2 separate regions of the Homo sapiens genome follow, and region 2 is linked to region 1. A link is a loop called in an ENCODE intact Hi-C map of the cell type or tissue named here. Cell type or tissue: gastrocnemius medialis. All regions are shown on one strand. Links, peaks and the distances in the headings refer to the core of each region. The heading gives the core; the rest is flanking DNA.

What was found. Peaks named below come from ENCODE experiments on the same cell type or tissue, not always from the same donor. Only the 100,000 strongest peaks of a DNase experiment are listed, where the experiment ranks them.
Region 2: a loop joins it to region 1, with 2.2 times the contacts of the local background. A loop is called at or near these places in 9 of 110 quality-filtered maps.

What each region holds. Positions count from the first base shown.
Region 1 is chr3:46,934,008-46,936,810 of GRCh38, reverse strand. The region is part of intron 2 of CCDC12 (coiled-coil domain containing 12); the gene reads left to right. It overlaps LOC124909375 (a long non-coding RNA gene), which reads left to right. Exons shown (of 2, transcript XR_007095901.1): 2 at 101-329. Among named protein-coding and RNA genes, the nearest start is that of CCDC12, 41 kb to the left of the region's middle. RefSeq lists enhancers at 1,018-1,312, 2,279-2,803. In gastrocnemius medialis, for the core only: a CTCF peak has its summit at 1,068; DNase peaks (open chromatin) are centred at 1,170 and 1,797; H3K27ac peaks cover 2,500 bases.
Region 2 is chr3:47,016,151-47,018,934 of GRCh38, reverse strand. SETD2 (SET domain containing 2, histone lysine methyltransferase) reads left to right here. Exons shown (of 21, transcript NM_014159.7): 20 at 1,196-1,297; 21 at 1,681-2,499. The coding sequence ends at 1,842. Among named protein-coding and RNA genes, the nearest start is that of NBEAL2, 38 kb to the right of the region's middle. In gastrocnemius medialis, for the core only: no CTCF peak of the experiment used is centred there; no DNase peak of the experiment used is centred there; H3K27ac peaks cover 2,500 bases.

The DNA of each region.
Region 1 (2,803 bases), core at 28-2,527:
CTCTCCAGGTCACTCAGTGTCCCCTGCCTGGTGGTCAGTTCCATATATTGATGTAGCTAGTTCATCATGCTTTAAATTTTTTTTTTCTGCTTTAATTTAGGGACTTAGGGGAAGAACACATGTTGAGAAGATTCTTGGTTCAGCAGCAGTCCCTGAAATGAAAGGACATAGACAGATGGAGTAAGGTCAAGCTTTGGAAGCAGTTCCCGGGTTTGAGGCCAAGCCCTGCCAGTTAATTTTCTAACCCTGGGCAAGTCACATTGCCTCAGTGAGCCGCAGAATCTTCAACCAAAGGTGGAAAAAAATGAAATAAAACTTGCTTCACCTGACGAACAGAGCAAATGCCATACCTGTTTGCCCAGCTAGTGCTGGGGCTCTGGGCAGAAGGAAGGCACCGTGAGGTCCTCCCGAGAGAGTGAAAGGACTCTGGACACACCTCGAAAAGGCAGAAGTAACTTTTACATAAAGCATGTGCCAGCTTTGCAAATAAGGCAACAGTTGGGGGAAATGTGAGGCAATGGATGGGAGTAGAAATAAGGAAATGTGACTTAGAAGTTTGTGATTAGGAACCACTTTGTAGAGCCTCGCTTATTTGCTGCATTAGATAGTCCTTGGAAATAAGCTGAGTGGTCTCATTTTGCAGATTCATTTGTCTAACCAGATACACTGTAGGGCCAGGGTTTGTGGCTAAGTAAATGAAAATCCAGCAGGATTGGAGGGAGCCACCCCAGGACCTTGCCCCTCACCAGCCATCTTGAAGAGCCACTCGCCTGCCTGCCTGTGTTCCTGCCCCACTGCCTGAGGAGACCTTTTCAGAATTATGTTAGCTATTCTAACAGTTCCTTTGCCTTTCCTTATGCATTTTATAGTTAGCTTGTTAATATCTATTAGAAAAAGCTTGCTGGGATTTTGATAGAATTGCATTGAATCTATAGATCCAGATTCCTTTTTAAAATTTGTATTATTCTCCTAGGATAAATCCTGTCCTATCCCCATACAACCAAATCCCCATTGGGTGGGAGTGAGCTCCAGCAGCTCCACCAGCCCAGGCTCTGTGGGAAGAAAGGATGCATTCCTACCCCTAGATGGGCCCTACTTCTCTGGGCTGACTCTTCCCTGTCTCTGCCAGCCCTCTTGTAGCTAACTCTGTAGAGGCATGGATGACTCATCCCTAAGGCAGCTCCCTTCCCCCAGCCCCCTGTGTACTGCCCAGATAAGATGTGCCCTGGAAAGCTGGCCCATGGAAGAGGGCATTCAGGGGCGTTCATGTCAGTGTCAGCTGCTTAGCTGCTTTTTTTTTTTTTAAAAAGCTCTCCGTCACTTCTTCCTGATGGGAGGTTGGCTGATATGTGCCATGGAGGCATGTCTAGGGCAGCGTTTGTGGCTGACAGCCATTGCCACCCTGCCTTGTGGGATGGATGGACTGTTGGGTTGGGGCTGACAGGTGGGAGGAGAAGGGAGGAGGCACTTAACCAGGAGCACTCGCCTCCTCCTATGCCAGAAAGTGCCTGAACAAGCAAGTCCCGACCTCCCAACCTCCACAGCCACCACCTCCCTGTGGCTTTGTATGGAGGTCTGCACACAGCTGGAAAAGTCGGTCACCATCAGAGATAGTTGTTTGACCGGTGCTGGGTGTCACATATTGCAAAAGCAATGAGGCCACTAGCCTTCCTTCTTCAGAGATGGAAAATCTGTTCCCCAGCTCAATGTGTGCATGACCCTCTTGTGGAGAGACTTCCCACCCCAGCTAAGGCCCAGCCCTGGCCCAGTGCCCAAACCCTTGAGTCCAGCCAATGCCAGGCCTCTCTGCTCTGTGTGCTGGGCCCCACTGATGGTTTCCACACACCAGGGTGTATCACAGATCATGGTTGTTTGATCCATGACATCAGCTTGATTTGGCATGCATTGTTCCACCGTAGTGGTACCGACCAGGGCGGCTCCCATCACGCCTCCTGAGTTCTTTCAGTCCCACTGTAGAGGATGTCTACATCTGGTGATGTCCCAGTCATGGGCAGTGGAGATCTCCTGCTGAAGCAGCAGCACAGGGACCCACGACTGCCTCGTTTTTCCTGACCCTGTTTCTTGGGAATAGGCCTGGGAATGTGGGAGAATGAATCAAGAGAGAACTGGTTTAAGGAAGATGGTGAAGCCGACTCACCATGTGCTGGCACCGGGCACCTCCCTTCTGGGTAGGGTGGGGTAGGAGCACAGCTGAATCCTTTCTGTGTGCATTAAGTCTTGATATCTTGTATGTCCTGATCTCAGCTTCCAAAGCCCCTCTTATGAAGTCTTCACCTCTGTTCTGGGACTAATGTGATCTGCATTTATAGGTGAAGAAACTACAGTCCAGGCAGGTGAAGTGACTTGGCTAAAATTTCCTTGGCTAAAATCCTCCAACTTTTGAAAGGGAGTGGAGCTGGCACTGAGACCCCTCCCTGTGTGGGGAAAAGAGTCTTTGGCAGAGTGCAGCAGCTGCTGGCAGTTTGCCACTCAGGGCAGCCTTATGGGGTTGAGCACCATCCACTTTCCCAGAGTGGTCTGTGGGCTAGATTGGGCCCTGGGAGGGTGAGGGGCAGTGGGCTATGCAGGCCCCTGTCCCCCAACATCTGGGTCCCACATGGCCAGTGTGACCAATCCAGTTCTCACCTTATGGGCCCTTTGGGGCTTAGCTCATCTGCCATAAACGTTTACTCCTCTCCTGTTTTAAAATTTAAATTGATATTTACAACCGGGTGCTGTGGCTCACGCCTGTAATCCCAGCACTTTGGGAGGCTGAGGCAGGAGAATGGAGTGAACCCGGGAG
Region 2 (2,784 bases), core at 1-2,500, 82 kb before region 1:
CAGGGGTAGGAATTGGCCAGATGGATCAGCAGGGGATCTAACTTATATCAATAGAATGTACAGAGGCAAGAGAGAGCATCTTCCCTTCCAGGGAGTTGTAAGTGGCCTGATGGGCTATAGCACAAGATATGGGAGGGCTGTTGAAAATGAGGTGGAATGGTATTGTTCTTCTTCATATAGGAACTATGTGTCTGTGGGTTATCGGGAACCATTGCAGAATTTTAAGCAGGGGGTAATGAAATCCCTATCTGTGTTTGAGGGGATAGACTGAAGGAAGAGAGTTTGGAGGCCAGGAAACCCCAGAAAAACCTTGAGTTAAAAGGCTTATGCAGGGATAAAATTTAGTTTCTTATGGTCCCTTTGTGAACATACTGGTATTTCAGCTCATTGAACCAGCAGCTGTTTATTTAGTGCCTACCTTGTGATATAGCCTTGTTCTTTGAACACCTGAAGGCTCACTGAATTTTAGTGATGGGTAGACTTTGTTCAAAGTGCTCTCTGATGAAATGGCTATGACTGGCCTCTTTATTCTCTTTGTCCCCTATGATCTTAGCACCACAAATACCTCTGAAGGTCCTATTCCTAGAGTGTTTGGGAGCACCTGGGTAGGACAGACCATACTTAGACAGCCCAGGGAGGACATAGTAAGTGGTGGAAGGAAAAGGATTCTGCTTAGGTTTTCCTTTGCTGGCTGTCATATCATGCTTCCATCTGCTTCACATGCTGTGGTATGACCACTTAAAGAATCTAAGTACCCTTCAATGACAAAATTCCTGTGGTTCCTGGGATTGCTAAGCCTCATAGAAGCTCTGGAACACCTGCTGTGCTCTGCCTTGCCTCCAGGGCCCAGAGAACCCAGCTACTGTCTTTATGCCAAGGACACAAAATTCATTGACTGAAACCTGGGGCTGCTGAAGGACTCAGCATTGAAGTCATGCTGTTGAGTCCCTCCAGCCTCCTTTAAGGCTTGCTTAGTCCATCCAGGGGAGCTCTTTCCCTCTCAGGCTGAGCCCGTATCCTTTTCTCAGATCTTACTGGCTTACTAGTATTCCACTGTCCAAACCAGTTAACCTGAGGGAGGAAAAGGAGAAGGATTGGCTGGCTTTACTCACTACCTTTTCTAGTTATTTCCTCAGTACAACTCCTTGCCCTCTCTGGACTGTTGAGCAACGTGTTCTCTTTTCTCTGCCTGCAGATGTCCCAGTTCATCGTCCAGTGCCTGAACCCTTACCGGAAACCTGACTGCAAAGTGGGAAGAATTACCACAACTGAAGACTTTAAACATCTGGCTCGCAAGGTACTCCCCTTGCTTTTGGTAGCCCACCAGGCAATGTTCTGGGCAAACTGTGTACCTTCTAAGAAGCCCTTTTCATCATAGAAAGTATTTTTTTTTTTCTTGTCAGATGTCAGAGCTGGGGACCCAGGAACGGGGAGGGAAGGTTTGGGGAGGGATGCGTACCTTACATGACAGCAGTAGTTCTCTAAGAAATTTTCAGAGCTCAGCTTGTCCTTTCTGGTGATCATAGCACCAGCCTGCCCCAACATCTACCCCCTTATTAACTTCCTGTCTTGGTGAGAAGGGCCCTGAAGCAGCAGGCTGGATTACCACCCCTGTCCTCCCCCTCATATAATTTCTGCTCTGATTGGTGGCTGTGGTCTCTCTTCCTGTGCCCTGGACAGCTGACTCACGGTGTTATGAATAAGGAGCTGAAGTACTGTAAGAATCCTGAGGACCTGGAGTGCAATGAGAATGTGAAACACAAAACCAAGGAGTACATTAAGAAGTACATGCAGAAGTTTGGGGCTGTTTACAAACCCAAAGAGGACACTGAATTAGAGTGACTGTTGGGCCAGGGTGGGAGGATGGGTGGTCAGGTAAGACAGACTCTAGGGAGAGGAAATCCTGTGGGCCTTTCTGTCCCACCCCTGTCAGCACTGTGCTACTGATGATACATCACCCTGGGGAATTCAACCCTGCAGATGTCAACTGAAGGCCACAAAAATGAACTCCATCTACAAGTGATTACCTAGTTGTGAGCTGTTGGCATGTGGTTAGAAGCCATCAGAGGTGCAAGGGCTTAGAAAAGACCCTGGCCAGACCTGACTCCACTCTTAAACCTGGGTCTTCTCCTTGGCGGTGCTGTCAGCGCACAGACCCATGCGCATCCCCACCCACAACCCTTTACCCTGATGATCTGTATTATATTTTAATGTATATGTGAATATATTGAAAATAATTTGTTTTTTCCTGGTTTTTGTTTGGTTTTCGTTTTGCTTTTAGCCTCTACATGCTAGGATCACAGGAAGACTTTGTAAGGACAGTTTAAGTTCTCCTGCAAGGTTTAATTTGTTATCATGTAAATATTCTAAAGCAGGCTGCCTTGTGGTTTTGGCCAGCCTTGTGCTATGTTGATAAGATTGATTTACTGCTTAAAATCACTTTACTTTATCCAATTTTTACTGAACTTTTTATGTAAAAAAATAAAATCAATTAAAGAACTTGGCATGTGTGTTCCCTAAAAGTTAATCAAGCATATTTGTGTGTAATGATGTCACTGGAAGAAGGAGAGATAGTGAGTGGCCTTAGGTGTGTGAAGTCCAAGGTTAATCCCTGTGATTGGATTTTATTACAGGACTTGTTCATTCTCCACAGGTCCTACTATGACTGGGGCAGACATTTGCACATTTGCCAGGTGACTGACACTTGTAGGCTTGGGATCTTTTGGCTGTGCTCAGGCATTGGGTCAATTTGCACATGCATTCCAGAGCAAAAGAAGCAGCATC